Regions from separate parts of the Homo sapiens genome. Here region 2 is linked to region 1. Evidence: chromatin contacts called from ENCODE Hi-C or POLR2A ChIA-PET data. All regions are on one chromosome and are shown on one strand. The core of a region is the stretch at or near the end of the contact, and the rest is flanking DNA. Distances in the headings are between cores, read along the strand shown.

Region 1 (4,381 bases), core at 994-3,493:
TAAAATCCAATGAGAAAGGGACTGGTCAAGCCAGAGAGATTATTGTTATAGTTTAGTAACTTTTTGAACTTCTCAGAGCCTCCAAGATAGATCATGGAGGAGGGAACTGTTAACTGCTAAGCTTGACTTTACTGACAGGAGTAAAAAAAATTGTGTTAAGGTTAGGGAATAATTTTAACAGTCAATTTGTTCTTGTGAACAAATTTCAACAGTGAAATTTTAGATATGTACTTTTTAATGGTGCCAAGCAGCAGTTATTATAGATCAACTGCTGTTTGGCACCATTAAAAAGTACACTTCGCACCGTCAAAAAGTAGATCTGGCCACAATTAGATCAGTCAGGGAAAAACACTTCGCAATGAAATATTATTTACCACGTTTTCTTCCTCCCTCTTCTTGAAAATAGTAATGATTTTAGCATTTTTAAATCTTGAAGAATGTCATTCCGTACTGACTAAAAAGCCTGTGCAAACACCCAACATCTTCTCTTTCCTGTCTATTTTAATGGATATACAAAATAAATATTCATCTAATTTATCAATATTTAAGGCACATTGTGTATCACAATCCAATGGTAAACATTTTTCTTATCAAATGGCTGATCTTGACATTGTTTAAAGCCCTATATGATTTCAGAAAAGTCAGTGACTCCAAGTGGAATTGCAACAATTTCTTGGGTCTTGTAACAAACCTGAAGTGTAACTATTTCTCTTCAGCTACCTTCAATCCCAGAGAGCAAAGAATCACATCCCAGGTGGAGCTGAAGATCTCTTAGGGAAAATGACTCAGGCTAGAGCCTGCATAAAAAGAGGATTGCATGGCTTAGTTTTGCAAACATAAATTTTGTGGGTTTCAGAGCTGGCAGAGAGCTCAAAGAGGAAATCATCAAGGGCAACTTTCTGCTTCGAGGAAGGAAAGTCTACAAGGGCTAAACCTGGATGTGCTATTTCAGTTCAGGCAAAGGAGGAAAATTAAAATTTTGCACAGTTTTATTCTGTTAAAACAAGTGGTTCAGTAAGCTAAACGAGATATGTATATAGTATGCATTAAAATGCAAGACTGACTTCCCTGGGAAAACGTGGGAAAGAAGGAGAGAGGAAACAAACAATTCTTACACTAAGAATTCTCCAGTCGTGTCTTGCAGGCAATATAGAGTAATAATAATAAAAATGACAGGAGATACTTTGACAGGATGGCTTAAAATGCCACTCAATAGATGAAGAGTTGTTCTCATGCTTGGCAAGTTTACAGCAAAGCCCAGAAGGAGAAGCCAGAAAATAATTTAGAAAAACCAAAGCTTAAAACTAGTGGCACACAACTCTGGTTACATTTTTCATTTTCATTTTTGGTTCCTCTGCATTTCGGTGGAACTCAGTCCCACAGATGTCTTCTTCAATGTGGGAACCATCCTTTCTGGAACCACAGAGCTGCAGATGTCACGCTGGAATTCTCCCAGAGGCAAACTGCCAGATGTGAGGCTGCTCTTCCTCAGTCACTATCTCTGGTCGTACCGGGCGATGCCTGAGCCAACTGACCCTCAGACCTGTGAGCCGAGCCGGTCACACCGTGGCTGACACCGGCATTCCCACCGCCTTTCTCCTGTGCGACCCGCTAAGGGCCCCGCGAGGTGGGCAGGCCAGGTATTCTTGACCTTCGTGGGGTAGAAGAAGCCACCGTGGCTGGGAGAGGGCCCTGCTCACAGCCACACGTTTACTTCGCTGCAGGTCCCGAGCTTCTGCCCCAGGTGGGCAAAGCATCCGGGAAATGCCCTCCGCTGCCCGAGGGGAGCCCAGAGCCCGTGCTTTCTATTAAATGTTGTAAATGCCGCCTCTCCCACTTTATCACCAAATGGAAGGGAAGAATTCTTCCAAGGCGCCCTCCCTTTCCTGCCATAGACCTGCAACCCACCTAAGCTGCACGTCGGAGTCGCGGGCCTGGGTGAATCCGGGGGCCTTGGGGGACCCGGGCAACTAGACCCGCCTGCGTCCTCCAGGGCAGCTCCGCGCTCGGTGGCGCGGTTGAATCACTGGGGTGAGTCATCCCTTGCAGGGTCCCGGAGTTTCCTACCGGGAGGAGGCGGGGCAGGGGTGTGGACTCGCCGGGGGCCGCCCACCGCGACGGCAAGTGACCCGGGCCGGGGGCGGGGAGTCGGGAGGAGCGGCGGGGGCGGGCGCCGGGGGCGGGCAGAGGCGCGGGAGAGCGCGCCGCCGGCCCTTTATAGCGCGCGGGGCACCGGCTCCCCAAGACTGCGAGCTCCCCGCACCCCCTCGCACTCCCTCTGGCCGGCCCAGGGCGCCTTCAGCCCAACCTCCCCAGCCCCACGGGCGCCACGGAACCCGCTCGATCTCGCCGCCAACTGGTAGACATGGAGACCCCTGCCTGGCCCCGGGTCCCGCGCCCCGAGACCGCCGTCGCTCGGACGCTCCTGCTCGGCTGGGTCTTCGCCCAGGTGGCCGGCGCTTCAGGTGAGTGGCACCAGCCCCTGGAAGCCCGGGGCGCGCCACACGCAGGAGGGAGGCGACAGTCCTGGCTGGCAGCGGGCTCGCCCTGGTTCCCCGGGGCGCCCATGTTGTCCCCCGCGCCTACGGGACTCGGCTGCGCTCACCCAGCCCGGCTTGAATGAACCGAGTCCGTCGGGCGCCGGCGGGAGTTGCAGGGAGGGAGTTGGCGCCCCAGACCCCGCTGCCCCTTCCGCTGGAGAGTTTTGCTCGGGGTGTCCGAGTAATTGGACTGTTGTTGCATAAGCGGACTTTTAGCTCCCGCTTTAACTCTGGGGAAAGGGCTTCCCAGTGAGTTGCGACCTTCAATATGATAGGACTTGTGCCTGCGTCTGCACGTGTTGGCGTGCAGAGGTTTGGATATTATCTTTCATTATATGTGCATCTTCCCTTAATAAAGAGCGTCCCTGGTCTTTTCCTGGCCATCTTTGTTCTAGGTTTGGGTAGAGGCAATCCAAAAGGGCTGGATTGCTGCTTAGATTGGAGCAGGTACAACGTTGTGCATGCCCCGTATTTCTACGAGGTGTTCGGGACGGCGTAGAGACTGGGACCTGCTGCGTACTGGCAAAGCAGACCTTCATAAGAAATAATCCTGATCCAATACAGCCGACGGTGTGACAGGCCACACGTCCCCGTGGGTCTCTGTGGAAGTTTCAGTGTAGCGACATTTCAGATAAAAGTGGAAAAAGTGAAGTTTGGCTTTTTTCATTTGTATGCAGTCCTAACTCTTGTCACACGTGTGGGATTTATCTTTTTCCATAACTTACTGAAAACCCTTCCTGGCGGGCTGAACCTGACTCTTCCTGAGCTGAGTCCTGGACTGGCACACTGATGGCTCTGGGCTCTTCCCGGTCAAGTTATAACAAGGCTTTGCCCATGAATAATTTCAAACGAAAATGTCAAGATCCTTGCCGGTGTCCTGGGATTACAAGGTGAATCTTGTCATGAAGAAATTCTAGGTCTAGAAAAAATTTGAAGATTCTTTTTCTCTTGATAATTCACTAATGAAGCTTTTGTGGTTGAAAAATAAAAAGTGAGGTTTATGGTGATGTCAGGTGGGAAGGTGTTTTATACATCAATACATTCGAGTGCTCTGAAGTGCATGTAATAATAGCTGTTTCTCTGTTGTTTAAAGGCACTACAAATACTGTGGCAGCATATAATTTAACTTGGAAATCAACTAATTTCAAGACAATTTTGGAGTGGGAACCCAAACCCGTCAATCAAGTCTACACTGTTCAAATAAGGTAAGCTGGGTACAGAAAAAGAAAATTAAGGTCTTTGATGTTTCTACTGTCCTATGCTGAACAAGAATGTCTTTAAAGCTGATTACTGGATGAAATTATTTAACAGATGACGAAGAAGAAGGGATTCTTGGCAATTCGCTGGCCGGTGTCATACTCTATTAGGCCTGCAACATTTCCAGACCTTAAACTGATAGAACATTTTAATTGTTTTAATTGTTTTTGGAAATGATGGGAGAGTTCCTAAGTGGAGTATAAACTGTGGAGAGATGAACCATCTTGAGTAGGCACTGAAGTGTGCTTTGGGTCATGATAGATTAATTAATCTCATCTAAACATTGATGTCTTTTTCTGTTGCTGTCTAGACTGTGAACAATGTCTAACACCTTAGGGAAGAGGTGGGGAGGAATCCCAATGTATACATTGCCCTTAAGCAGTGTTTGATTCATTCATCTTTGGACTCCATGAATCGAAATCTGGTAGAATACATGATCTTAGTGGAGGAGGCCAAATGCGTGACTCACTGAGCCTGGCAGAGCAGAAATACTCTGCTGTCTGCACCCTCTGGGTCTGGTGTGGCTCTGCTTCTTGGTGCCTCAACTCTGACTGGCAGCTGTCCCCAGGAGGCGATAATTCAGC
Region 2 (4,381 bases), core at 826-3,325, 300 kb after region 1:
TCTTCCTTATCTCTCTCCATCTCATTTTCTTTCTCTGCTTCCCCTTATCTCTGCATATTTCTTTCTTCTTTCCCTCTTGTCTTTCTTTCTCCTTTATTGTTGTCTCTCTTTCCTTCTCACATATTTGTCTCTCCCTTTGTCTCTCTTTCCCTGCTTTTCTCTCCTCCTTGTGAGCTCCTTTCTCTTTGTCACACCCCCACCTCCATCCATACACCCTCTCTCTCCATCAGGAACTTGTTCATGATTTTGTCAGTGATGCTTCCAGTTCCATTTTAGTCAGCAACACAGTCCTCTTTATTAAGGGAAATGGTGTATAAGTGCAAAATAATATATTTTAAAATAGACTTAAGAGGGTGTTTGAGGTTGAGGGACTTCCTCAAAAATTTCCTTCCAAAAACCTTACTTATGATTGAATCGTAGTTGCACTGTTCAGCCTCCCCTTGGCCTGGGGACTCCTTTGTCTCCTCTTATTAGTTTGCTTCAGTTCAGGCATCATTGGCTTCCATGGTGAGAGTCCTTGGCGCATTTTTCTTTTTCAGCACGATTAGAAGGAATTTTGGTTTTTGAGGTTTCCTATTTGTGGCAGGACCTTGTTACTATTATTTTGGGGATTTGAGGGGAAAATCTGTGTAAGTTGAGTCCAAAAAATCCAGTATGGTGCCAAAGTAACCAAGGAGCTGAGTTTTCTTATTTATCTTTTCTAAGTAGCACCTGAGGAGCCAAATTTGTTGTATTTTCTTAGCATTGTTTTTCCTGTAAGGGTTCAAAGATATGTCTATGTAAGATGTCCCTCTTCTCTTTCTTTGTCAATGAGTTTTTCTCTTGCCCCGCTACCCTACTTTTGGTTCTGTCATGCTCACTTACTTTTCTGTTTGTTAAGTGGGTAGTCTCTCCTTTTATTTTTCTTCCTTATTTTCTCTTTTTGCCTTCACTTATTTCTGCCTTCCTTGGTTTTCTTCCCTTTTCCTGTGTCTGCACCTCATTTTCTTTCCAGTTTTCCTCAGCACATTCTCCTGTGTCTTTTTCTGTTTCTCCCGTGTGTGGTCATTTTTCTCGCAGACCCCAGCGCTACCCACAGTCTCCCTCCCTGTGTTTTTTCCTCTGTTTCTCTATGAGTTCTTTCTGAATGTTCCAGCACTGAGGTAAGTGCCATCGCTTGTTCCAGCGAGTGGTGTGATATAGGGACTATGTGCTTTCTAGCCCTGCTTGCTATAATTATTCCATCTTTCTCAGACTTTTTTTTTTCTTCTCATTATGAAGTGAGTTTGAAAGTGCAGCTAAGAAAGAAAGGACCGGGCACAGTGGCTCATGCTTGTAATCCCAGTACTTTGGGAGGCTGAGGCGGGTGGATCACCTGAGGTCGGGAGGTCGGGAATTCGAGACCAGCTTGGCCAACATAGCGAAACCCTGCCTCTACTAAAAATACTAAAATTAGCTTGGCGTGGTAATGGGTGCCTATAATCGCAGCTACTCAGGTGGCTGAGGTGGGAGAATCAATTGAGCCCGGGAGGCGGAGGTTGCAGTGAGCCGAGATCACGCCATTAGACTCGTCTGGGCGACAGAGCGAGACTCCGTCTCCAAAAAAAAAAAAAAAAAAAAAAAAAATACAGATAGGCCTAAGTGGAAACTATTACCCTCCATAGAGGGCAGAGGGGCAGAGTAGATGGCTGGTTTTGAGGTAGTTCATTCTTCATTCAGACGTGTGGCGCCCTTCCCCAGGCCCTAACCCCTGGAAGAGGGAGGAAAAAGGCGATCCACAGAAGTGTCTCATAAGAAATGTAGCTGCTCATCTGGCCATTAGCCGCATCTAGTCCTCAGGTGACTTTTCTCTGAGTCGCTCTGCCTGTCCCCTGCAAGCCAAAAGGGCAGCCGACGCAGCCCGTGATGCTGGGACAGCGTCCGGCCGCGCGCAACTGACGGTCGCGTTCTGCGCGCGAGCTAGTTGCCTCCCGTACCTGCCGCGGTCGCCGGCCCCGCCCCCGGGAGCGCGGGCCAATGGGCTGGGCTCCAGGGGGCGGGGCTGGCGGGCGGGCGGTGCGGCCGTGGCGGTAGCTGCAGGGGCGGTGGCGGCTGCAGTGGTGGTGGTGCCTGTGGCTGTGGCTGCGGCTGCGGCTGCGGCTGAGATTTGGCCGGGCGTCCGCAGGCCGTGGGGGATGGGGGCAGCGAGCTCCAGCCCTCGGCGGTGGCGGCGGCCGTAGGTGTGGGGCGGGCGTCCGCGTCCGGCACGCGAGATGGAGCGCCGTGGTGAGTGTGAGGAGGTGGCGCTTGCTCCGGCCGCGGCGGTCGTGGCTCCGGGCTGGGGTTGCCCGCGCGAGCGCCCGCGAATTGCCGTCCAGGGTCCGGGAGGCCCGCGGGGCGGCCCCGAGTGGAAGCGGTGGCAGGCTGCGCTAGGGACGGGTGTCCTCGAGCCAGGACTGGAGTCCACGGGAAGGGTCCGGCCGGGGCTAGGGGCGCGCCCGGCGAGGGAGGCGCGGACGAGCTGGGGAGGACGCCAGCGGTGGCCGGGAGCAGACGGTGACGATCGTAATTAAAGTTAGCACACAGCGCGTACAACGGGTCCGCCTGCTGTTCTGAAGCCTTTGCACATTTTAACTCTTTTAATGTTCAGAACACTCCATGATTGTTCGACTCGGTTCACACGGGGAAACCGAGGTTAAAAACCTGCCCAAGCACACAGACTAGTGGTTGGCAGCGTCAGGACCTAAACCCAGGCGCTTTTGCTCCGGAATCCGTGCTCCTGATCACTATGGGTCTGTGTTCTTGCCTGGATTCTATTCCCGCTCCCACCTGCCCTGACTGCAGCCCTCACTCCAGTTGGGCTCTCATTCCTGAGATATTTTAGGATTTCCGTGGTGCATTTTCTCCTGGTCTGTGTTTTTTGGGTTTCGTTGAGAGTTTTCCTCAGTCTCAGAGGTTTGTCCCAGTTCAATTGTGGACGTGTTTTGGGGTTTGACAGTTTTAATTAAAAAAAAAAATTTTTTGGGGGGCGGGTGAGCTGGAGTTGGACGTTTCAAGGTGGAACCCTCGTGACTGACGAGCCTCTTGTCTCTATGTTTATCTTTTTAAAACTTTCTCAGAGGGTATTGGCCCCAAATGTTTTCGGAGGGCAGGATATTACCTGCTAATGGCAGGAGCTGAGCTCTCCTTCCCTTCTCTCCATCTGTCTCTGTGACTGTATCTCTTGTCTATAGTTTATCTTTTGTCCGTCGTTACCACCGTCGGCTGTCCATTTTGGTTGCTCCATTCTTCCCTCTTTGTTTAAATTCTTGGATGAGGAACTTGCTCTTTGGCAAAGAGTAGTTTTGGCTGGTCAAAGGAGAGTACTGCCTGCCAGGAATGCTAGACATTCTGGAGGGGTGGGATGCTGGGCAGCTTCCTCTTTTTAAAGCGTGCTAGGTTCAAACTGTACAGAAATGAAGTGCATGTGTATTGCATGCCTTCCTTTAAAAATTGTTTGCATAGTATTGATAAAACTCTTTCTCACATGTCCCTATTCTGTTTTTGTGGAGAGTGCTTTTTAAAACCATAAAGATTTAATCATCGTTTTAGGATGAGCTCATCTAATCTTTTTAGCATCTCAAAGTAGATTCTTGCCAAATCTGAAATTGTGCTGAAATAGCAGATTTCTGAAATATCTGGCAATTTTTCCTCAAGAAGAAATGGTAGAATGGGAAATAGTAAGTATAGATGTTTGGGGGCAGTTTTACACTTCAATTAGAGAGCCTAAAATGAAACTACTGCCGTAATGTGCATTTGGCAGGGGGCATGCGTGGGGCAGCGGACATTTGATTGACACAGGCTCCTGCAGTCGTGGGGGATAGGAAGTTTGTGTCTACATTTCTAATGCACACAACACTTAGATTTACAACATACAATGGAAGTGGTTTTGCACGGTAATTTTCTACTTGCTAGAGAATTCTTTGAGAAGTGGATAATACATGTTTTTAATATTGTTGGTTTGAAGTTGAAAGAGATGCACCAGAATTAGTGTGTCAAAAATATTTTGCACAAGTCTATTTGCACAGTTCAAATTTCACTTGGAAGCTTTTTAGTAGGTTTCCACAGAGTCAGTTAAGTTTCTACAATTGTTTCCAGTCCTGTATTTCTTGCTCACAATCCACTTATGTATTGTAGTGAAGCCACATCTTGTTCAAAAACAATTTCCCACAATAAAGCACTGCTAGTAATAATGACTTTTCTTTATGGTTCATCTTTATGATGAACCAGGCACTCTGCTAAGTACTTTGCATGCGTCATTACCTAATTAAGTTGCCAGTTGCAGTCTGTTAGTAACTAAGTTTTATGTTACTTCCAACAAGAGAATATTCATTTTCGCGCATGAGAAAGTAGTGTATATGATCTTGGAAAGTGTGTATTGTTC

The links. Hi-C counts contacts between places; a loop is a spot of excess contacts on that map. ChIA-PET counts read pairs that join two places held with the same protein, here RNA polymerase II (POLR2A). Pooled maps may share reads with other maps.
Region 2: a map of ascending aorta shows a loop between it and region 1 (3-fold over the local background). The contact joins the promoter of ARHGAP29 here to the promoter of F3 in region 1. A Hi-C loop is called at or near these places in 1 of 168 maps with a recorded cell type or tissue (ascending aorta) and 6 of 50 pooled maps. POLR2A ChIA-PET finds 5 or more read pairs at or near these places in 2 of 52 experiments (MCF 10A and endothelial cell of umbilical vein).

What each region holds. Positions count from the first base shown.
Region 1 is chr1:94,539,621-94,544,001 of GRCh38, reverse strand. F3 (coagulation factor III, tissue factor) reads left to right here and starts at 2,243. Exons shown (of 6, transcript NM_001993.5): 1 at 2,243-2,465; 2 at 3,634-3,745. The coding sequence starts at 2,366. It overlaps LOC124904223 (a long non-coding RNA gene), which reads right to left and starts at 2,028. Exons shown (of 2, transcript XR_007066234.1): 1 at 1-2,028. It overlaps MIR12133 (microRNA 12133), which reads right to left and starts at 300; the gene lies at 223-300. RefSeq lists a silencer at 2,044-2,323.
Region 2 is chr1:94,235,278-94,239,658 of GRCh38, reverse strand. It overlaps ARHGAP29 (Rho GTPase activating protein 29), which reads left to right and starts at 2,075. Exons shown (of 23, transcript NM_004815.4): 1 at 2,075-2,244. RefSeq lists silencers at 1,872-2,101, 2,112-2,351.